Regions from separate parts of the Mus musculus genome. Here all the other regions are linked to region 1. The links are chromatin loops, found by intact Hi-C in ENCODE. Cell type or tissue: heart. All regions are shown on one strand. Region 1 overlaps Nexmif (neurite extension and migration factor). Region 2 has its middle 67 kb from the start of 1700121L16Rik. Region 3 holds the start of Gm33486 (a long non-coding RNA gene).

Region 1 (8,000 bases):
AAAGGAGCAGAAAGATTGTAAGAGCTAGAAGACCAGGGAATCTGTGTGAGATTATGTCTCCTATAAATGGCAGGGAAGGTTCACGCATGATACATCAGCAATACTGCTGCCTAAACAAGAGCTGAACAAAGATAATACCAATAGACATGTTATCATGGAAGGGGCCAATCTCATGGGTCCCATCCATTGACAAAGAACTATAGATAACTAAGAACTGCCAAGAGAGGGAGACTTAGTCACCACACAGATGAGCTGTCTAGTTGGTTACTAAATACCAAGTAGTCAGCCCTGAAATCATATACATACAAACAACACTAAATGGACCCAGAAGGTTGTATTAAAAAAAGAAAAAGAATTTGAAAGGAAGCAAGGAGGTAGAGATAGGGATTGGAGGGAGAAAAGGGAAGGGGGAAATTATCTAATTCTACTTTAATTTTCAAAAGAAGAGTAACAAGCTTGCTTAATCCACTGAGCCATCACTCTAACTCCCATCCCAGATCTGGTTCCTTAAAAGCTGACATCAAACCTTAGATTCCTGAAAAAAATCATTCTGGACAATTAGATAGCCATCTGGAGTGCTTGAGGTCTGACCAATGACATGGAAGGAAATCCTTTCACCTCTAAAATAAGCATGTTTTGGAGCACAAAGGGAGTTCCTTCTAGAGCTGCTGGTTCCATGGAAGTTTACCTTGGGGAATAAATAGTAGTGATTTATTCTGCTCCATTAAGTGGGCTGGGATGCTTAATTTCTCCACAGCTGGAGAATAAACGGGATGGAAATCATTAAAATGTCTTTATCACTTACTAAGAGAGGAGAGGTACATGTCTAGACAACTTGTATGCATACATATACACACAATTAAAAATTGTTTACAGTTTTGTTTTTATCATTTAATTGTAATCCATGCAAAGTGCATTCAATTGTCAGGAATTTCTGGAAGAAGGGAGAGTGGTAGTTTATTTTGTTTGTTTTTGGGGTGTGTGTGATATACATGCATGTATATGTGCATGCGTGTTCACATGTGTGTGGTGGTACATGTGCACATGTGTGCATATGGAAGCCCAAAGTTTGTATCAGATGTCACCTTCAATCATGTTTGACCTTATATAGTGAGGTCTTGCTAAATCCAGAGCTCATTATTTAGGCTATTCTGGGTCATCTGTTAACTCCAGGGATTATCTGTTCCTTATTTGTTCCACCTTTTGTGTACTGGCATTACGAAAAAGCCATTATGCTCTTACCTGCTGGTATTATACACAGGCAGGTATAATCATACCCACTTGACTTTTACATGAGTTCTGGGAAATCTAGTCCTTGCTGAGCCATCAACTCACACCTGGTGATAGATTTTTGTTTTAGGCAGTTGAACATACTGAGACAACAAAGCATGGAGAAACTGAGCAAGTTGAGTATCACACAGCAAAAAGGTATGATGTTGATATTAAAAAATAAAATAAGTGGGGTACAGAGTGGTTAAGATCAGTGGTTAAGAGTGTAGAGACCTGGAGTTTGGTTCTCAGCACTCATTTCAGGTGGCTCACATCTGCCTGTAACTCCAAGTCAAAGGGATCTGATGCCCTCTTTTTGCCTCCATGTGTACAAACCCACACTTAGACATACACATATACACATATTTTTAAAAAATAATTAAAATAAAAATGAAAGTGCCATTATCTTTTGTCTCTTAATTCTTACATTTCTATTTTTATTTTTCTTCTATTTCTATTGTATGTTGGGCACATCTATCTATCTATCTATCTATCTATCTATCTATCTATCTATCTATCTATCTATCTATGTGAGGCCACATATGTGCCACAGTGAGTATGTTGAGACCAGAGGACAATTTTTGAGAGTTAGTTCTCCCTTTCTGCCATATGAGGGGATGGAACTGAGGCATGGCAACAAGCACCTTTACCCAATAAGCCATCTTGGCAGTTCTCCTCCCAGGTCTTGGACCTTGTAAAGCTGCATCTTAGCCCACGACAACTCACCCATGGTTCTACGTTAATCAATTTAAATTGGTGCTGCTTTGCCCTTGCTGCCCTGACTGTCTTAATTTTGGCCAAATGGCAGCTCACAGTAGTTGTTATGAAGCCTTGCCAATTTTAATTGTTCTGTTCTTATCTCCAGCTTTTGGGCAGGGCTGGAAAGGTGCTAGAGTCATGCTAGTTGGTAGCTACATTTTGACCCCAAATTTGTCCAATAATGGTTTGTGTTTGGAAGGGGATGGTGTTCATTTACTATTGTAAATCAGTGAGAATCCCAGGATTGAGAACATCATGCTTTTATTTTTTAATATAATTTATTATTTATTTTTAGTTATTCTCTCACACATTTTCATCCACATTCTAGTTTTAAATAAAATTAAAAAGACTCCTTTATACAGAATCATATTCCCTATTAAAAAAGATTTTTTTGTTTAAATATACCTATTTCTAAAACCGCATAGCTACAGCCACCTACTTTTTGACAAAGGTGTTAAAAATATACATCAGAAAAAGACAGCCTCTTCAACAAACGATGCTGAGAAAACATTTGCATGTGCAAGAATAGGGCTAAATACATATCTCTTATCTTGCACAATAACCAATTTAAACTGGATAAAAGACCTTAATAAAAGAATGAAATGCTGAAACTTCTTGAGGAAAACGTAGGTAAAACACTTGAAGATACAGGAATAGGTAAAAATTTCACTAAAAGCAAAGGAAATAAACAGCGAGTGAAGAAACAGCCCACAGAAAGAAAAAATCTTTGCTAACTATATGTCTGTCTTTTTTTTTTTTTGTAATCAACTTGACACGCTAAACTCAGTTGAGAAAATGCTTCCATCAGATAGCCTGTAGTTAAGTCTATAGTGCATTTAAAAAATTACTGATGTGGAAGGCCCATCGCATTGTTTGTGGTACACCCGGGGTGGTTGGTTTGTGGGAATATATCAGAAAGCAGACTGAGCAAGCCATGAGGAGCAAACCAGTAAGCAATATTCCTTCGAAGTCTGCTTCTGTTCCTGCCTTCAGATTGTGCCTTGGCTTCCTTTGATGATAGGCTGTGCTATGGAAATGTAAGTCAACTAAACCCTTTCCCCTCCAAGTTGTTTTTAGTTTTGGTGTTTATCACAGCAGTAGAAGCTATAGCTAAGACAATTTCAGAGAGGGGATTAATATCTAGAATATATAAGGAACTCAAAAATAGGTGTCAAAGCTCACATCAACCGATAAGTGGGCTATGAATTGAACAGACTTAAATTAAGTAAATAATTAATTAACTTTACATTATGACTTCAGTTTCCCCTCCCCCTCCCAGTTCTTCTCCCCTTCCACTCCTCCTCCCTTTCTCCTTAGAAAAGGGAAGACCTCCCATGAATACCAACCAGCTTTGGCATATCAAGTTGCAGCAAGACTAAGCAGCTCTTCTCATATTAAGGCTAAAGGAGGCAGCTCAATAGGGGTAAAGGGTCCCAAAGGCAGGCAACAGAGTCAAAGACAGTCCGCATTCCAGCTGTTATGAGTCCCACATAAAGACTGAACTACACGCATTTCTTGAAAGAAACACAAGGGATAATACATATTTGAAAATTTTATTATCTTTATCCATCAATGAAAACTACACTGAGATTCTATCCACAGTCAAAATAGCTGTCTCCAAGAAAACAAATAACAGATACTGGTGAGGGTGTGGAGAAAGAACCTTTATATACTGCTGGTGGGAATATAAATAAATGTAGCCACTATGACAAGCTATATGGAGATGCATTAGTTATTTTTGACCAAGGCAACTTTAGAAGAAAGAGTTTATTTGGGCTCATGGTTCCAGAGGCATAACCATCATGATGGGAAAGCATGACAGCTTACATCTTGACTTACCATAAATTAGGTTTTAATAGGAAATGTTTATGGGTCAAATATCCCATGAAGCATAATAACACATGTGAGAAAGTAAGTCTGAAATGCAAGAATTAAAATAAAACCTCGGTTTTTTTGTATGGTGGTAGATAATGATTGATTGGTGAAGCCAGAACCTAGAATGTGTGTGGTTAGCTTTGGGAATAGGAGTGTGAACAGAACAAAAATTAATGTTTTCTAATTGTCCTTGCCTGCTGCAGATATTAAGCAGCTAGCTCTGTGTTTTTTTTTTAAAACCATTTATCAAATACTAATGGAAAGGTGCTGAGGTGTCGCTAATCCCAAACAGTATATAATCCCCAAGTCATTTTATTGTAATATCCTGTCATACATCCACACCCCAGTGCCCCTTCCCCGCTGTTCTATTTTAGAAGATTCGGAGACTGCACTGAGAGATTTGGCAAATGGGGTCAACTTTTATTGCTGGGCTGTCTGTGTTTATTCACACACAGGGTAAGAAATTTGTAACTGTCTTGTCACATTTCCTTTATATGTGCTCTAGTGATCTGGGAAGAACAAAAACTCTAGAGAAAACTTTTCTCCTTTACTATCTGGCCACTCCATCAATCTTAATATCAATTTGGACAAAGTATAAATTGTGGTGTGTACAAACTATTTCAAATCAGCTCCTCGGGATAAAAGATTGCCATACCAAAAGAACCTGAGGCTTTTAAAGTGTTTTGTGCTGAAACGAAATAGCCATCTATCTGTGGTGCCACCTACTGGCCAGAATAGGAAGGAGAAAGGAGCAAATGGGAAGGACTGAATTTCCTTCCAGTCCATGTTGGCCTTTTCAACTTCAGTGACAAATGGTGGGAAGAAACAGGTGAATGTGGACACTATCTATCCCTGCTTGGAGAGTAGAGCTTGTTGACAATTGGGAGCACCTCATTTATGTTAAGTCTTAGTTTTAATGTGTTATGGGTCTCTAAGACCGAGAACTTGGGAATTGTGATGATATAATTGAGTCTCCTAGAGAGGAAGGGAAAATGAGGCAGGGTTTTAACTATCAAAATGTATGAGCACTTTTTGTTTGCCAATATGGAGAAAAAACTAAGCCCTTTCGAACATAAATAAATAATAAATGTTATACCCCAAAATTATTAGCTTTTGGAAATATGGTTAATGTGTTTTTCTTCTAAATTAGGAAGTTAATGGCACAGCCAGGTCAGCTGTGAATATAAATTCAGATGGGTCTGAGTGATCTTGTGTTTAGGCAGCTAGAATCTTTACAAAATGTCTGATGAGCCCAAGATGAAACTTTGAGGGAAAGCGTCCACACTACTTGTAGATGCTATCAGATTTTGTATAGACATATGCTGAGTAGTTAAAAATTCTTCCAATTTGTTTCATTACAGTTTTCATATCTTACTCTTGGATGAAATATCTTCCTATTCTTTCTCTGACCTCATCATTCTGCCTCATATGTGTTGAATGGATGAAATTAAGTATAGTAGTTTTAATTTGAATAATTTTATTGACTTGGCTTGCCTAGCTGTGACTTTACAGCTAGACATGTGGTAGTATATATAAGTCTTACTAATCAGATGTATCTTTTATGTCTATAAACACATGAGGGTAAAAAAACAAAATGCCTGGATTTTTAGTCTTCTGTTTGCTTTGTACCAAGAGGCCTAAGAACTATGTCTACTTTATCTTCTCTAATGGTGAAATAAAACACTTTCACTTTTTCTATTACCAGAAATTTTCTGCTTTTTGGATTATTCGGTTTTCTTTACTCCTCAACTGTTCAGTGCCACATCTAACAAAGCATATGGTTTTTCTATCAAAGGAGCAGTCATTGCTCTTAGGTATGCAGGGGGAAAGCAAAAATTACAAGGGTTAAAAACCAATCCGTTCCTTTCTGGTATTTAACTTCTAAGTCAGCATCTTTTTTTTTTTTTTTCTTAAAAAAAAAAAAACAACTGTCTGGCTTTCCCTCCTTGCCTACCCTCACTCCTATACATAAATATTTTCTCCTTTTTGTTTCTCCTTTCCTCCTTTGCTAATATTATGGATGGACTGACAGCTCAAAAATACTCTAATTCTTTTTTTTTTTTTTTTTAGCCCTGGCTGTCCTGGAACTCACTTTGTAGACCAGACTGGCCTTGAACTCAGAAATCCGCCTGCCTCTGCCTCCCAAGTGCTGGCATTAAAGGCGTGCGCCACCACTGCCCAGCAAAAATACTCTAATTCTAAGGAACTAGATTTGTTCTTTGATATTTCATTGCCCCCGTGGTTTTAATTAGGTGTAAATTCTCCTATGCTTGCTTTGAAACATGCCTCAGGATCTTAGTGAGATTAATGCAGGGAGATGTTTCTCTCTTCATGGTGCCCAGGCAACATTTATTGTCATTAAAATAGTGTCATTCAAATGAGGTGGCTGATATTGGAAAATAAATGCAAGGTTGTTTGTTGTTCTGGGTCTGAGCTATGGTGAAGAGGTGGAATTGGAGGCAACACTTGAACCCTGCTTATGCAGTATGTATCTATGTATCTATAGCTCAATAGAAGACTCCTGACATGAGGACAAAGCTTCTAAGACTATATTAGGGTTGGGGCATGAAGATACCTGTCTCTTCTGCTTTCCAAGCTGAGAGGAAAATGTGAAAAAAAAAACATGCAAAGTAGCCAATGTACTCAGAAGGAAAAAAGTGGGTATCTTCTGAGCCCTGGGTAAGATCCTGGGTAATTCCTTTTGCCCTGCCAAGTCCTGGAAGCCCTATAATATTTTTTTCTTTCCTAATCAGGTTTTCTTCTGGTGGCCAGGTTAAAGAGAAATTGATTCCTTTATAGGCAGTGTTTAGCTTTTGTCCTTCTGCATTCAGGCTGTCAATTGAGAAACCCTCTTTTAGTCTGTAGGACTGCCTGCTGATGTTTAGGCTTAAACATTAAACAATCTTACAGACCTAATTAGTATTTATGGCTTGTGGCCAAGTCAACTAATTTTGCTTTGTAGAATTTCTGAGAGGAAAAAAAAAATCATACTTAGTGAAACTCCCTTCATGATATCTCCTTGAAAATTGAAGTGTTGCTGACCTAGTGGAAATATTTCGTCGTACACTAGATTGGGAACAACTCTCACAAAACATACCTTTTTATACTGTGTTCTTTATTACATCACACTGGGTTAAGCTGTGAAGAGATGAGGACGATAGTGGCCATTTTTTGAAAAGTAGAATAGATTGAATCAAATGTGTAGAGAACACTGCTTGATTGATTTGAAACTGAAGGTCTAGCCTCCCCAGCCCCTTGCTCCATGGCAGCAATTTCTTCTTGGCTAGAGACCTAAGCATCTGTGTCCAAATCTCATATCCTTTCCTGGATGGATTCAGCAAGGCAAACCTTGAGTTGCTTAGAGTTATTTTTTTTCACCATTCCCTAATTTAAGTTAAACTTAAAAATGAAAGCCATTAAGTAGCAAAACAAACAAATACAAGGATAATAAGAGAACATTTTGTCCTGGCCCTCAGAGGTCACTTTAATGTGACTAGCAGCATAAAACTTCACAAAGGCTTTCGCTGGAGGGTTACCAGAAGCTGCATCATTCAGTGTGTTGCCATATACTGCTATTCTTTCACTTTGGCATTATTTATTGATTGTAACAGGAGCACAGTATTTGTACCTATTAAGCCTTTTAGTTTCCTTTCAGCTTTTCCTGAGTAAAAGTAGAATGGCACCCATTATTGTTGAACTGTTCTCAAGGCTAAAAACCTCCTGAATGTTGTTTACATGCATGGTTACAAAGGCAAGTACTGAGGCAGAACTGCTTTGCCTGATTTGATTCCTATCAAGGGTAATGTGCGCTCTCTCTCTCTCTCTCTCTCTCTCTCTCTCTCTCTCTCTCTCTCTCTCTCTCTCTGTCTCTGTGAGTGTGTGTGTGTGTTCACACAGAAGAAGTGAGTGAGTAGAGTTTTAAGGAAGGGAGACTGGAAAGAAAACTTTCAATGAATTAAAACTACATACTGAGAAGATCCTGAAATTTAATTAGGAAAAGATGGCTGTGTTTTTTCTCTCACCTCCTCCTCCTCTCTCTCTCTCCTTTCCTTCCTCCATCCTTCACTTTGTAACAGCACCAAAGTGAAATGAGACTA
Region 2 (8,000 bases), 570 kb before region 1:
CATAAGTTTGGGTATGTTGTACGTTCATTTTCATTAAATTCTAAAAAGTCTTTAATTTCTTTCTTTCTTTATTGCTTGACCAAGTTATCATTGAGTAGAGAGCATTGTTCAGCTTCCATGTGTATGTAGGCTTTCTGTTGTTTTGTTGCTATTGAAGGCCAGCCTTAATCCGTAGTGATCTGATAGGATGTATCTAGTCTGTTATTCTATGTCTTTTTATTGGGGAATTGAGTCCATTGATGTTAAGTGATGTTAAGGAATAGTGATTATTGCTTCCTTTTATTTTTGATGTTATTTTTATGTTTGTGTGGCTATTTTCTTTTTGGTTTGTTGAAAGAAGATTACTTTCTTGCTATTTCTAGGGTGTAGTTTCACTCTTTGTAAAAACTCTTTGAGTTTTCTGTCTATTATCCCTTGTAGGGCTAGATTTGTGGAGAGATATTGTGTTAATTTGGTTTTGTCTTGGAATATCTTGGTTTCTCCATCCATGGTATTTGAGAGTTTTGCTGGGCATAGTATCCTGGGCTGGCATTTGTATTATCCTGTATGACATCTGCTCAGGATCTTCTAGCTTTCATAGTCTCTGGTGACAAGTCTGGTGTCATTCTGATAGGTTGGCCTTTATATATTACTTGACATTTTTCCCTTAGTGCTTTTAATATTCTTTGTTTTGTGCATTTAGTGTTTTGACTACTATGTGACGGAAGGAATTTCTTTTCTGGTCCAATCTATTTGGACTTCTGTATGCCTCTTGTATGTTCATGGGCATCTCTCTTTAGGTTAGAGAGGTTTTCTTCTATAATTTTGTTGAAGATATTTACTGACACTTTAAGTTGGGAATCCTCAGTCTCTTCTTATCTATTATCCTTATGTTTGGTCTTCTCATTGTGTCCTGGATTAGGTGTTTTGGGTTAGGAGCTTTTCAAATTTTGCATTTTCTTTGACTGTTGTGTCAATGCTTTCTATGGTATCTACACCTGAGAGTCTCTCTTCTATCTCTTATATTCTGTTGGTGATGCTTGCATCTATGACTCCTGATCTCTTTCCTAGGTTTTCTGTCTACAGGGTTGTCTCCCTCTGTGATTTCTTTATTATTTCTATTTTCACTTTTAGATCTTGGATGGTTTTGTTCAATTCCTTCACCTGTTTGGTTATATTTTCCTGTAATTCTTTAAGGGATTTTTGTGTTTCCTCTTTAAAGGCTTCTACCTGTGTTCTCCTGTATTTCTTTAAGGGAGTTATTTATGTCCTTAAAGTCCTCTCTCATCATCATGAGAAGTGATTTTTAGATTGGTGTCTTACTTTTCCAATGATGGTGCATACAAGACCTGCTATGTTGGAAGAATTGGGTTCTGATGATGCCAAATAACCTTGTTGCTTATGTTCTTGCCCTTGCCACTTGCCATCTGGTTACCTCTGGTGTTAGCTGGTCTTGCTGTCTCCAACTGTGGCTTTTCCCTCCTGCAAGCCTGTGTGTCAGTACTCCTGGGAGACTAGTTCTCTCCTGGAGGAATTTGGGTATGCAGAGCTGTGGCACAGGGTCAGCTCTGGGGTGCAGACAGAAGCCAAAAGGACCCTGTCCCTGGCTGTTCCTTGGTTCTTGTCTCCTGATGGCTCTGGGTGGGTCCCTCTTGGGCTAGGAATTTGAACAAAAGTGGTGGTCTTACCTGTGTAGGTGTGTCAGCACTCCTGGGAGACCAGTCCTTTCCCAGCGGTATTTTGTTCTGGAGAGTTGTGGGTCAGGGTCAGTTCCCCTATGTGTTTCTTATATGTAAATGATACTAACAGCATTGCAGAGTGAATGAATAAAACATGAATTATTAATATATTCCTCCTCCATAAACCGTGATATATTCCCACATTCTGCACTCTAACCTTCTCAAACAACTAAATATCTAATAAAAGCAGCTTCTACTCACTTTGATTTTTCTGTTTATGTTTTCTACAAACTATGGAATAATTTTCCAAGCCATAGCTCATCCTTATTTTTAACTATTTTTAATGACAGAGTATGTTTGAGGTGTGTGCACGAGCACACACACACCACAGATGGGGAATGAGGTGGGCTGGATGCTTATCAGAGGAAAAGATGATGGTGACAAGAAGAGATTTAATATAGAATTGGAGATGATGAAAGCTAGAATTAAGGGACAAACCTTATGGATTGTTACCTAATTTATACTCTTTAGACACCTTGCTATAGAAGTTCTAGCCCACACAAAAAGAGTGGAGCTTTGAAATGTATTGACAATGGGAAATTTTACAGAACTTTTCAGGGAATTGGTAAGAGAACTCATGAAAATACAAATCAGATTCCTTAAAAGTCTTGCTTGTAAAAATACTTACACAAATGCCCGTAGGTCCAACTCTCTGTAATGATAAATCTGGGACTAGATCCAATATACCATGTCCTAGATATTCAGATTCTTCTCTGACTATTTCTACATAAGAAAAAAAAAACTGAGGCATTGAGAGATTTGGTTAAAATACAAGAAAATATGTCCTCAAAGACTATTTTTGTACATGTGAGAGGCTTTTTTTTTCTTAAATTCAGTGAGAACCACCAAGAAAAATAAATTATACAGGGACATTTGGGGGTCTAGCAACTTTTTCATTTAATCTCCACACTAATTTGCACAGCTTATAGGAAGCTGAGGTGCAAGTTGGTAACTGTTTCCTTGTGGTTACTGCATGTTGCCTTAGACTAACCTGGAATAGGCTTCCCAAAAATTCTCATCACTCATGCAACTGGCAAATACTTGACTTTAGGTCTAAATAGAAAACACCTATCTAAACCCTCATGAGTCAGTTTGTACTTGCCCATGACTAGGCCCTCTCTTGCCTGTCTTCTGATTTTCATAAAGGTTCTTCTCTCCATTTTATCACCTTGGATCACACATTATTATTGCATAGCCTAGACTATGTGCTCCATCTAACAAATGGATTACCTAGCTGGAAACATAGTAGAATGCTTATGTAATAAGCCTGAAGTTCTACCTCATGAAGAAAGATTACTGTAAGATACAATGTTTTCCTCACGCCCATCACACAACTATTTTATCATCTCTGAAATCCAATTAAGATATATGTAGGTTATAATTTATAAATCACTACTAACTTAGAATACTGAAAAGTCTCCACCTACAAGACACCTCTCACTACATACACTACATCTTTTTGTGTTATATTACTCTTAGACTCAGCACCATAAAGCCATAGACCAATCTGATGCATCTTTTCATTCTCTTGCTCACAACTCTTCAACTAGGAGATGAACTAGAAGATATCACTATTAAGCATACAATGGACACCAACTCTGTTTCTTCCCTGTTTGTTCTAGCCCCAAACACATTTTCTTACCATCTATGAGCCTTCCAGATTATGACATTCATGTCTCTAGTCGCATGATGAACCCACTGATCAGATAGTAATTTACTTACTCCATTCAACTATTATGATTAGTACTAGGCAATGCACCTCTCTTCTTTCGTACCATGATGCCAACGCTCATGTTCCTGAGCCTTAATGCTTTCTGTGGACTTTATACCAAGTTTTTGCTTCTCTCCCCAGAAACTAGTTTATGAATTTTTTTCTACTAATCATCATTGTGTGCAGAGGCACATTTGGATGGTAGCTTCTTGTCATTGCTCAATTCATGAAACCATGAAACAATTATAACACTAGAGTCAGTACTGCCTAAGAAATAACCAGAAGATCCAGCCTTTAGAGATACCTGGGACCTGGCTTTTAGAGCAATTGAAAAGGCTATACCTAATACCCTCCTCCTATGTATTCTCTGACATATGCCCTCAGAGGGAAAAATGATAGAGGAAGTAAGTAGATAAGAGAGTGAGGGATGATGAACAAAGGTGATTGAGAATGTGGATTTCTGCCTGGGAAGAGTTTTCCATCTTCCTGGAGATACAAGAAACATTCCTCTACAAACACAAGAAGGAAGAGCACATGTATTATTCTGGCTCCTGATCATTCCTGAGCCTGGTAGGAAATCCTCCAGTGCCAACAAACATAGAGAATGCAATCCTGTATTCCACTCTCTTATCTGGCCCGGCCCCATACAGAAATGGCACTTTTGTAATGGAAAGAGCTTGTACACAGAAGAGCTAAATATGATAATTTATCTTCTTCCTGAACTCCTTCCACTATGTATAACAACAAACTAAAGAGTAGCTGTATCACAAAGGAAATGTATATATCTGACATTCAACAACTCTCACAATGTACCTCCATTAATGTACTCTCACGAAGAACCCTCCACAGGTTCTACAACAGACCTGGCAGAGGGAAATAGAGTAATGGGGGTATATAATCACACTACAGCCAGTGACATGTCTGAGAACATAGAGACTGCAACAGCCAACATAAAGACCTCAACTTTCTTTCAAAGCCTAGGCTGAATATCAGTTAGCATTGCAGCCCAACTTAATTTTTTGTTTGCAAAGATTTCTACAGCTCAGGTTTTGACATACAGGCTTGAGAAGGCCCATTTGTTTCCTGAATACTGTCCCAGCCAGATGAGGTCCTGAAGTATGATTCTCTACATCTGTTTCAGTTCAAAATAAGAATGTGTAGCTAGTCTTGTGGGAGATTTGTTCCTTCTCTAATCAGTCAGATCTGGATATCCTCATCTTATTGTGGCCTCCAGACCAGGAATACATAGAGTGTATTGCAACTGCTCTGACACTAGAGGCAGTGTTGAATAACAAGAGACAGCTTTATTTTCAGGATGTATCTGGTATTGGGTTTTAACTGTAAGAATGGAAAGGAGATTTCAAATAAATATACTTTTTCATATGGAATACTTCCCTTCCCGCTTTCATTTTCTGAGTCTCTCACACATCCATCCTCAGCATTTCAAAGGTTTATCAGTCCAACTTTCTAACTGGAAATGTGTTATGAGGAATTGGCAAAGGAATATAGAGAAGAACAAAGTGGGCAGATGCTCTTTTATACACAGTTTAAATCCAAATTTGAAGTTAGTTTAGCTAAATTGTTGTAATATGTAGTTGTAAAAAATAATAGAAATATCCTATGGACCCTTTACTCAGCTTTCCACTATAGCAACAACATAGAAAACTACTGTAGATGGTAACAACCAGAATATGAATACTGATACACAAAGTTGTACAATATTCCTATCACTGTACACATTCCTCCTGATGCTTTGTAAAATAACCAAACGTCTTTTCCTCCTGCTCCCACCTTCTCTTTATGCCTTGGCAACTACTAATCTGATCTACATTTTTATAATTCTGCCATTTCAGGAATGTTATAGAAATGTAATAATACATGATGTAAGCCACTGAGATTGGCCTATTTCATGAACATAATGCTTTGGACATGCAGCCAGGTCACTGGCTATATCAACTCTTCCTTTTTATTCCACACTCTGGAAGCACCACAGTTTTACTATCCATGTTCTGAGGATTTCAGTAATTTTCAATTCAGTTTATGTCAAATAAGCCTGTTATAGCATCCATGCTTGGCTCTCTGTATGGAGATGAACTTTTGTTTTTCTGGGATGAATCTCCTAGAATAAACTTAGCAAATCATACAGCAGTTTCATGTTTAGGCTTAAGAACATCCCAAGTGTTTTCCAGAGTGGCCATATCATTTACACTCCCAATTGCTGCACACACATTTCACTTACTCCCTCTGCTTTTGAGGTTTCTGGTTTTAATTGGATTCCTCAAATGCCTTATACTGTTAAATATATTTTCATATGTGTCATTATCATTTGTATATCCTCATCTTTAAATCTATGCACTCGCTCTTGCTTCCTGTTTTTTTCTCATTTTCAGTAGATTTTATTTATTTATTTATTTATTTATTTAATCCCAACCACAGTTTCCTCTTCCCCCTCCATCCATTCCTCCTCTGTTTCTCTTCACAAAGGGTCCCAGAAATAGACAACAGAGTCAGAGACAACCCCTGTTCCCATTGTTAGGAGTCCCACAAAAAGACCAAACTACACAGCTGTAACATACGTGCAGAGGGCCCTATATTAGGCCCATGAAGGCTCCCTGGTTGGCAGTTCAGTCTCTGTGAGCCCCTATGGGCCAGGTTAGTTGAATCTGTGGTTTTCTTGGAGTGTTCTTGACCCTTCTGGTTCCTACAATCCTTCATTCCCTCTTCTGCAGGATGTTTCAAACTCTGCCGAATATTTTGTGTGGGTCTCTGCATCTGTTTCCATCCACTGATGGATTAAGTCTTTCTGATGACGACTGGACTAGGAACCAATCTTTGAGCATAGCAGAATATCATTAGGAATTAGTTCATTGACTTTATTATTATTATTTTTTTTGGCCAGTCATGTTTGGTTCTACATTAGGTCTCTGGGCTCTCCAGCTTCTGGGTCCCAGCCCTCCAGGCAATGTCAGGGATAGGATCTCTCTTTAAATGAGTCTCAATCTGGACCACTCATTGGTTGGGCACTCCACAATTTCTGTGCCACCTTTATCCATGCCCATCTTGTACATACAACAAATTATAGGTCAAAGGTTTGTGGTTGGGTTGGTGTCCCAATCAGTCCACTGGAGGTCTTGCCTGGTTACAGGATATGGCCTGTTCAGGCTCTGTATCCCCATTGCTTGGAGTCCATTGCACTTGATTTCTAGCTCATTCCAGATATGCGCCACCATTCCAGTTTTCTTTCCTAGTACTCTCTCACTCCCTCCTCTGCCGACTTGATCCCTCCTGTTTCCATCCACACCAACTCAGACCCCTCCCCCATCTACCTTCAATGTCTATTGTAGTTTCCTTCACAGTGAGATTCATATGTCCCTGTCTTGAGCCCTCCTTATTACTTAGCTTCTCTGGGCCTGTAAATTGTAACATTTCATAGATAATTGTCTAACTAAATTATGACACAGGGCAGGAGAGTTAATATATCCTTGAGGCAAAACTGTGAAGGTATACTGTTGGCCTTGCCAACTGAAAGCAAATTGCTTCTGGTGGTCCTTATGGACAGGTACTGAGAAGAAGGCATTTGCCAGATCAATAGCCGCATACCAGGTGCCAGGAGATGTGTTAATTTGCTCAAGTAACGAAACTACATCTGGTACAGCAGCTGCAATTGGAGTTACTACCTGATTTAGTTTTCGGTAATCAACTGTCATTCTCCATGATCCATCTGTTTTCTGCACTGGCCAGATAGGAGAGTTAAACGGAGATGTAGTGGGAACCACCACCCCTGCATCTTTCAAGTCCTTGATAGTGGCAGTAATTTCTGCAATTCCTCCAGGAATACGATACTGTTTTTGATTCACTATTTAGCACCTTGATTTTTAAACACATGAAACACATATGCATTAAAACAATTCTAAATAAAAGCACTAGGACTTCCTCATGTCCATCTCCCCAAGGAAAGGCTGGAGAGTATCAAAGCTGTTGCTGGAAATTAACTAGGGCAACACAACACTTTAGCAGACTTTATTCCCTGAAGTTAGGAGGTGCTGTCCTGTGGCTGTCACACCACCTCATCAGATTCCAGCCCGTGGATCTCATATAACGTGTCCAGTATGGCCAGCTGCTTTTCCATAGCGGGGAGGTAAAGGCTGAGGTCCCTCTGCATGCCAGCACTGAAAGCTTCTTTCTGGTGGTCGCCTTCTTTTATGGTTAGCGCAGCTACAAAGTCCTCATAGGATGGCGCTGCCCTCAGTGCTAACGCAAAGACCCCTCGAACTACCCAGCCATGGTGTTGCCGTAATGTTTTGCCATATGCGTTATTCAGTGCTGTCTGGATATCCTTTTCTCCATTACAGGCCCAGAGAACTTGATGCCCCAGGGAGTGGGTTGTTATCCTCTATTCAACAGCTAATGTCCATTTATAAGTGAGGACATACCATATTTGTCTTTCTGGAATCTGGGTTACCTCACTCAAGATGATCTTTTCTAGTTTGATTTATTTGCCTACAAATTTTTATTGATTTTTAAGTGCTAAGTAATACAGTATTGTATAAATGCACATTTTTTAAATCCAT
Region 3 (8,000 bases), 830 kb before region 1:
CTAATACCTCAGCCCCGTTATGAATTTAGAACTTAATTTTGTCCAGCATGTTCATTTACATAGCCACTGTCTGTGGGGATTTCACCATCTATCACATTGTATGTTTTTAGTCATCTTGATCTCTTTAGCCCACAAGTATAGTCATATCATGTACCATTTTATAATGTGAAAACCCTCCCAAATCCCACTCCAAACCTCTGTTTTCTGACTCAAGTTTCCTCTGTTTCCAACACACAGCCCTTTGCTCCCAATACCTTGTTTTTTGTTCTCCCCCCCCCCACCCAGTAGCAAAATATACAGCTGTAGATGTGGCTCAATACATGGTATTTGATTACCATGAGTTATGGAATTTAACACCCAGCATCACACAGAAACAAATGAAAAATGTAAGGTTTAATGTTTTACTCATTTGTGAGTGTTATGTACATTTGTATATATGTGTCTGCATGCATATGTGGTGAGGGGGAATATGCATGTATATATGTGGAAGACAGATGTTGATACTGGGTTCCTTTCTTGATTCCTCTCCACCTTATGTATTAAACTCTCACTTGAGTCCAGAGCTCACCAATTCAGGTATCCTAGGCAGTCAGCTTGTCCCCGAGATGCCCTGTCTCTACTTCCTGGAGCACTGGGGATGCAGGCAGACCTCCACACCTATATGCCACTTGGCTGGATACTGAGGCTCTCCCACTTAGCAAGTGTTTTACTCATCAAGCCATCTCCAGCCCCCTAATTTACCACTTTAATAATTTAAACTGTATAGTTCAGTGGAATTAAACACATTCTCATTGTTATGAAATTATTCCCATATCCACTTCCAGAATTGTCTGATCACTCCAAACAGGCATTTAACAGATGTTAAACAGTTAAATTTTCATTTGATCCTTTCCAAGTTGCTGGTAAGCTGTAATCTACATTCTGCATCTAAATTGTCATATAAGTTTCATTTAAGAAGAATTACAGAAAATATGTCCCTTTTGTCTAGTTTATTTCGCCAAGCATATTTTTGAGGTTCATTCAGGTTACGGTCTGGACCTGGATTTCTTTCTATGTAAAGGCTATTATCTCATTTTAAAAGCACATCCATTACATTTTGTGTAGTCACTCATCTGTTGGACATTCATATATTGCTTCCAACCTTTGGCTGTTGAGCATAATGCTTCTGTGAACATCAGTGCACAATTGTCTGCCTGTATCCCTGCTTTCACTTCTTTTGATAATATACTTAGGAATGGAATGGTCATGTGGTAATTGTATTTTTAACCTTCTGAGGAACTAGACTCAACATGACTTGTTACTTTCCCTTTCTTCATTAAAAAGTGTACTAAAACATACATAAACCATCAAATTGACTGGGCCATTGTATCAGATATATGGTAAAACATTCTGAATGTTTGCGCAAATTCTCTAGGATGAGGTAAACACTTAAACTAGCAGGCTTTCTGTGAAGCTGGTGACACACCATCATACTGGCACAGGTGCATCTCACCAATGAAAGACTGAATAGGAAAAAAAAAAAAAAAAAAAAAAAAGGACCGGGCTTCCCTGGTCAACAGTGGATCCATCATTAGTCATTGGACTTGAACTGTAACAACAGCTCTTCCTGAGAATCTGTTCTTGAACTAAAACATCAGTGTCAGTGTTTGCATCTTCAGCTTGCCAGGCTGCTGCTGCTGCTGCTGCTTCTTCTTCTTCTTCTTCTTCTTCTTCTTCTTCTTCTTCTTCTTCTTCTTCTTCTTCTTCTTCTTCTTCTTCTTCTTCTTCTTCTTCTTCCCTCTTCTTCTTCCCTCTTCTTCCCTCTTCTTCTTCCCTCTTCTTCTTCCCTCTTCTCCTTTCTCCTCTTCCTTCTCCTTCTTTGTAATTTTGTAGTTTCTAGTCTCATCAATTTTATGAACTAAGCCTTTAAAATAGATTTCCTAGATTGTTTTTCTTCATTGGGGTCTGCTTCCTGAAGTCAATAATTTCAATTGTCTTACTTTCAAGTTTATTGAAATCTCAGGTCCTCCTGTTTACAATACAAGGGCTTTACCCACTAAAATATGCCAGGCCCTTTGCTAATGTTTTAAAGGGTTTCTTTGAAGTTTATGAGCTTTCCAAGGCTTTGCAGATTTGGTCTTTGTTGGGACAGCCCTTGACAAGGTAACAAGTTCTGAAACTAAAGACTACCACAGGGGACAAGATTACATTTCCCAAGACTCTTTTCTGAGCACACAGGATGCCTTATCATTCCTATAACTTTCATGAGATCCAATATGCATATGACAGCTGTTATAGACCCTCAAGTCCTAGACATTCTTTCTTTAGCTTCTTTGTGTTTTCAAAGGCCTGTTGTTTGCCTCCACTTATGACAACATGTCTCAGAGGACTGTGGCTCTCTAGTTTTCCTGCAGCTCGTGCGAGCAGTACTGAATACTCCCCCCCCCCCCCACACACACTTAGTTCCAAGTTCAGTAAAGATGAATGCTAAGTACAGTAAAGATGAATGCCTTGAATTTTTAAAAAAGGTACAGAAAAGCTGTACACAGTAACATGAAAATTGAGTGTGCTCTACTTCTTCCTGTTCAAGGGAGAGAACTGAGTGCTAGGGCTGACTCTTTAAGACCAAAACAAGCAATCACAGAGTTCTCCGGAAAGGATGTCATGCAAGAGTGGGTCCAATACCACTACCTATCAATTTGGCGATGCCTTTTTTATTTGCTTGGCTGATGCCAAGTCTTTGGCTCTTTCCCAGACTCTGGCAATGTTGTTTTAAAGAGCCTTGGCTTGGACTTGGTTTGATTTGCTTTGATTTCCTTTTTTTTTCTTTCTGAGAAGGAAGACAAAGTAGATCAGTGGTTCTCTGCCTATGGGTTGGGATCACATTGGCAAACCCTTATTTCCAAAAATATTTAGATTACAATTTCATAACAGTAGCAAAATTACAGTTAGGAAATAGCAACAAAAATAATTGTATGGTTGGAGATCACCACACGGGGAACTCAAAGGGTCACAGCATTAGGAAGGTTGAGAACCACTGGCTTCTTCATCCACAACTTCATTGTCGTCCACTCTAACCTTCTAGGATTATCAAGGCTGGTTTCATTAGTGCATTTGCCTTTTGGCTTTGCCTTCCAAGTCCTTAAAGGTACAAGGTCTTTTACATTAGTCATGTCTTTCTATCATCCTTGGATTGGCAGAGGAGCAGAGGGTCTTTGATAAAATTCAATGAAGCACCAATCTTTACAAGGGAGAGAGTGGAGCATATGAAAACATTGAAAATGTCCTTCTCATTAGTGCAGTGTAAGGCAGAGACAGTGGCAGTGCTAGCCAATGAAGGGATCGGCCCTCGATGTGGGATAAACAAACTCATGTACCCCTTCACCTGCCATACAATGTTCTCTCCATCTCTTTGACATAAAAGCTTGTTGCTAAGGATTCATGGCATGCAGTACAGATCACTTGGTGTAAAGTCTTCCTGGAGGCTTTCTTGTTTATGGGCAAGTCAACTGAAAAAGAAAGAAAAGAAAAGGCAAGACATAGAGGGAGAAAGAAGTAAAGGAAGGAAAGAAAGAATGAAGCTAAAAAGGAAGGAAACAGAAAGGAAAGAGATAAGGGATGTAATAATGTAATAAATAATCTATTACATTATTACACATTTATCTATTCCATTAGCTTCCTGAAGATGGCAGCAGTGTTCTGTGAACCCAACCTCCGCAGGCCTTTCTCTCCAAGCACCCACCATAGGTGTGAAATGCTTATGACTCTGCCTAGCATAGATTGTAATCTTTAACAGAATTGTTTATCAGTGTGATAGCTGAAGATCTGCCTCCCAGCACTGGCTCCATTTGCATCTCTTTGATACTCAGGAAAGGAACGGATTTCTGTGTCTCAAAGCATTTCTCTTTCTTCTCTGAACAATTTTCATATCCTTTTTTCTATATTTACACCAGGATTTAATTTTGTGGCTTTTACTTTTTCTCGTTACAAAAATAATATGCATGCACTGTGGAGATTGGAATAAACTTAGAAATTTTACATACTCCCAGAGACAATGGTTTCAACATTTAGATTCATTTTTACTACCATCTGTGTAGTTTCTTGCCTTGATCACATTTTAAATAATTTTGCTCTATATCTTGTTTTTTTCCCCCATATAACTCTATGCTGATATTTTCTGTGCTGTTAACAATTCTGGCATATATTTTGAACATAGTTTTACTTTATGATTTAAAGAGTAATTCATCAGTACTATTAAATACTAGACTATGTGATTTGGACAACCCCCCAAAATATCTGTTACTAAACTTTTGGTATGTATGTTATGCATGAGTCTGCCTGATTGAGTTTGTGTGCACATAACGTGGAGCCAGGGGTCAACTTCAGGAGCCATCCACCTGATTGTGACAAGGTCTCTCAATTGTCTTTCATCTCACTCAGTAAGTTAGTCTTGCTGGCCAAAGTTCAGGCAAAAAATCTGAGTGTAGTAGTAATTGCTTGTACTCCCCAAACTAAGAAGGTGGAGATGGGCAGATCTCTGGGGCTAGCTTACACACACACCACCGGTTTAATTGTGTTAGCATTCGTCTCTCATCCATTAATCTAAACTACAGACTACATAAATCAATTTTGCAGTTTTATTTACAAAAGAATATTTTATTAGATATTTTCTTTATATACATTTCAAATGCTATCCCGAAAGTTCCCTATACCCCCCCCCACTCCCCTACCCACCCACTCCCTCTTCTTGGCCTTGACATTCCCCTGTACTGGGACATATAAAGTTTGCAATACCAAGGGGCCTCTCTTCCCAGTGATGGCCGACTAGGCCATCTTCTGCTACATATGCAGCTAGAGACACGAGCTCTGGGGAGACTGGTTAGTTCATATTGTTGTTCCACCTATAGGGTTGCAGACCCCTTCAGGTCCTTGGGTGCTTTCTCTAGCTTCTCCATTGGGTGCCCTGTGTTCCATCTTATAGATGACTGACCATCCACTTCTGTATTTGCCAGGCACTGACATAGCCTCATATGAGACAGCTATAACAGGGTCCCTTCAGCAAAATCTTTCTGGGATATGCAATAGTGTCTGGGTTTGGTGGCTGATTATGGGATGGATCCCCGGGTGGGGTAGTCTCTGGATAGTCCATTCTTCATCTTAGCTCCAAATTTACAAAAGGAAATTAAAAAAATTTTTTTTCAATTTTTTTATTAGATATTTTCTTCATTTACATTTCAAATGCTATTCCAAAAGTCCCCTATATCCTCCCCCGCCCTGCTCCCCTACCGACCCATTTAGCCCTGGCATTCCCCTGTACTGGGGCATATAAAGTTTGCAGAAAAAAATATGATATTCCCTTTTGTAAATAATATATATTACTTAATTTCAACTTTGTTTTATTTTAAACCATTGAATAATTGAACTTAGAAAGCCACAGAATCAATGAAGATATCTAAGCACAACTTTCTTTGTCCCTAAGCCTGTATCTGGGTCTTAGATGTGTATTGTCCTCTTCCAAAGTCAGTGAGCCATCCCCCCAACCCCTGGTAATCCCTCTCTAGTTCTCTCTCTCTCTCTCTCTCTCTCTCTCTCTCCCTCTCTCTCTCTCTCTCTCTCTCTCTCTCCTCTACCATATGCTTAAATCTCAAGTATGTGTTATCCCTTATCTTGGCATAATAAATTCACTAACTTTTGTTCACACATATACTCCTGAAATTATTTTTTTGTAGTGTAGTCAAACATCCAGCTTTACCCAACTTCAGGCCCCTAAGGGGTTGGGGGTGGGGGGAGTAGGTGGGACAGTAGCTCCTAATGGCTGCTGAGCTGTGTCTCACCACTGTTCCTGACAAGACCAGAGATTTTGAATTTGGTACCTTAAATTCTCTTCCCATTATTAATATGCTTCACGTAAAGATAAACTTCTAAGGGTATATGCGGTACCCTACCCACAGGATTTTACCACCAAAGCAGGGGGTGGGATCACATCACCCATGGCCAGCCACCAGGGAGCTTCATAGTGCTGGCAGTGAAAACAATAGCAAATGGTCACTGAACCCTTGCCCTATGTCAGAAATTAAAATTATCTCTTTATATAAATTGACTCATTTGGTATTCATAACAAGATGGTGGTGGGGCACACCTTTAATCCCAGCACTGGGGAGGCAGGGGCAGTAGAATTCCCTAGCTTGGAATAACAGAGTGAATTTCAGGACAGCCAGGACTACACAAAGGAACTCTATACAAACAAACACACAAACAGAAAAAGAAATGAAAAATAAAGAAAGAGGAAGGAAAGAAGGAAGGAAGGAAAGAAAGAAGAAGGATTCATAATAACTCTATGAAGTATGGCTATTATTACCAACACTTTATAGATGGAGACACCAAGAAGATCTCTTTGCTGGAGAAGCAAAGAGATCCAGTGAGCTGAACTGTCTAAATACAAATGTGAGATCTGAGAAGTCCTTGTGTTTATCAGTATTTTAGAGAAGATTATTTTAATCAAAGTAGATGTTGCTTTCTGCCTAGAGGTGAAAGAATATATAGGAGGAAGTCAGTGTATTTGTTGGAGAAGGGAAGACTAGAGATAATGCTACAGAAGTGGAAAATAATTACAAAGGGAAGTAGGGAAGTCAAAGATACACTTTTCTTTTACAGCAGGACTTCACTAAAATATCAAATTACACATTTTCTGCAGAAGGCTTGTGGGGCAGATAAACCCCAGTGAAGCTGGAAGAAACCAAACAGAAAGAAAACACCAAGCAAACACTTCGAAGGAGACATTTTAAACAGGACTGTGGACTAGTAAAGAAGAAAATTAAACAGGGAAGTAATTGTGAGAGAAACAGCTGCACCGGGAAACCAACTGTCAGTAAAAATAACCTCAGGCTGCGCAGAGGGGCTGTAAGGCTTGGAAAGAGTTGCAGAAGCAAAGGCAGCTGCTTTAATTGGCAGCCCCCACTCCTGCACTCCCTCACAAATACCCCATCCTGAGAAGTTCTGCTTTAAGGATAATTAGAGGGAAAAGGCACAGTATTTGATGGTGCTGTCTGGCATAAAGTAAGTGCTAAGTAAATGTCACCAGTTATTGTCATTTCCACTCACATTATTAAAACAGGATCTTTACTCAGTCCTCTACATCAAGTCTCTCTCCTTCTGTCAGCCCATCATCCCACCGGTGACTTGTATTCCTCACCTTGAAGGGCTCATTTCTGCAGCAGAGAGTGCACAGGCTGGCCTACTACCTGGACAAACCTTGACCAGGAAGTTAAGAACATCTGGTGAAATGCTCGGAGGCCCTGCTTTGCCACAGGTCAGGAGGTTTATGTTCGCTTGAGTTGCCTGGCAACAAATAGCATTCATTTTTAATGAAAGGAAGACCTGACAATATTCAATTATACCTGAACTTTATGATTTTGGAAGACAGGGCCAGTTAATGCCTTTCTGGGTTCCTGGAGATGGTAAAGTCCTTGTCTAGCATGTTCAAAGTCCCGAGTTCAATCCCCAGAACAGCAAAAAACAAAGCAAACCAACCAACCAACCAACCAACCAACCAACCAACCAACCAAAACCATTATGAAAATCTTTCCACAGTTTTTGTTTTCTAGTAGACTTACTGCCCCAAAACCAACCTTCTGCATGTGACTTGTATAGGACTGCCATGTTTCCCTATAACAAAGCCGGTCACAGCCATTGCTTTCTAAGTTATTAGTTGAATTGTTTGTGTTCCCTGACCCCTGACCAGTTGGGACAGTGTGCCTAGTACCTTAACTTGTTCAAATAAAACAAACTTTTCCCCTTTTCTCAGGCTCTTTAACTTTGACCATCAGCAGCCGAAACGAGCACACACTGTTCCTTAATGGCCCCTTTTCCCCCTGGGAAAAAAACATTTCCTAATCACTTGCCATGCCCTTTCGTCCCTCTTCCTCACTCCTAGTCCTTTCTAGCTATATTCATTTCTCCTGGAAAACAAAAAAGAGCTAATAAACTATAATGGGAATGGGGTAACCCCAGCACCCAAGAGG

Evidence for each region. A loop is a pair of places that touch in the nucleus more often than their neighbours do. Peaks named below come from ENCODE experiments on the same cell type or tissue, not always from the same donor. Only the 100,000 strongest peaks of a DNase experiment are listed, where the experiment ranks them.
Region 2: a loop joins it to region 1, with 6 times the contacts of the local background. A loop is called at or near these places in 8 of 42 quality-filtered maps.
Region 3: a loop joins it to region 1, with 22 times the contacts of the local background. A loop is called at or near these places in 19 of 42 quality-filtered maps.

What each region holds. Positions count from the first base shown.
Region 1 is chrX:104,176,077-104,184,076 of GRCm38, reverse strand. The region is part of intron 1 of Nexmif (neurite extension and migration factor); the gene reads left to right. Among named protein-coding and RNA genes, the nearest start is that of Nexmif, 21 kb to the left of the region's middle. In heart, a CTCF peak has its summit at 4,627 (motif pointing left); no DNase peak of the experiment used is centred here.
Region 2 is chrX:104,746,259-104,754,258 of GRCm38, reverse strand. No RefSeq gene overlaps it. Among named protein-coding and RNA genes, the nearest start is that of 1700121L16Rik, 67 kb to the left of the region's middle. In heart, a CTCF peak has its summit at 4,698; no DNase peak of the experiment used is centred here; H3K27me3 peaks cover 339 bases.
Region 3 is chrX:105,002,371-105,010,370 of GRCm38, reverse strand. Gm33486 (a long non-coding RNA gene) reads left to right here and starts at 6,475. Exons shown (of 3, transcript XR_387034.2): 1 at 6,475-7,035; 2 at 7,139-7,288. In heart, a CTCF peak has its summit at 3,658 (motif pointing right); no DNase peak of the experiment used is centred here; H3K27me3 peaks cover 1,654 bases.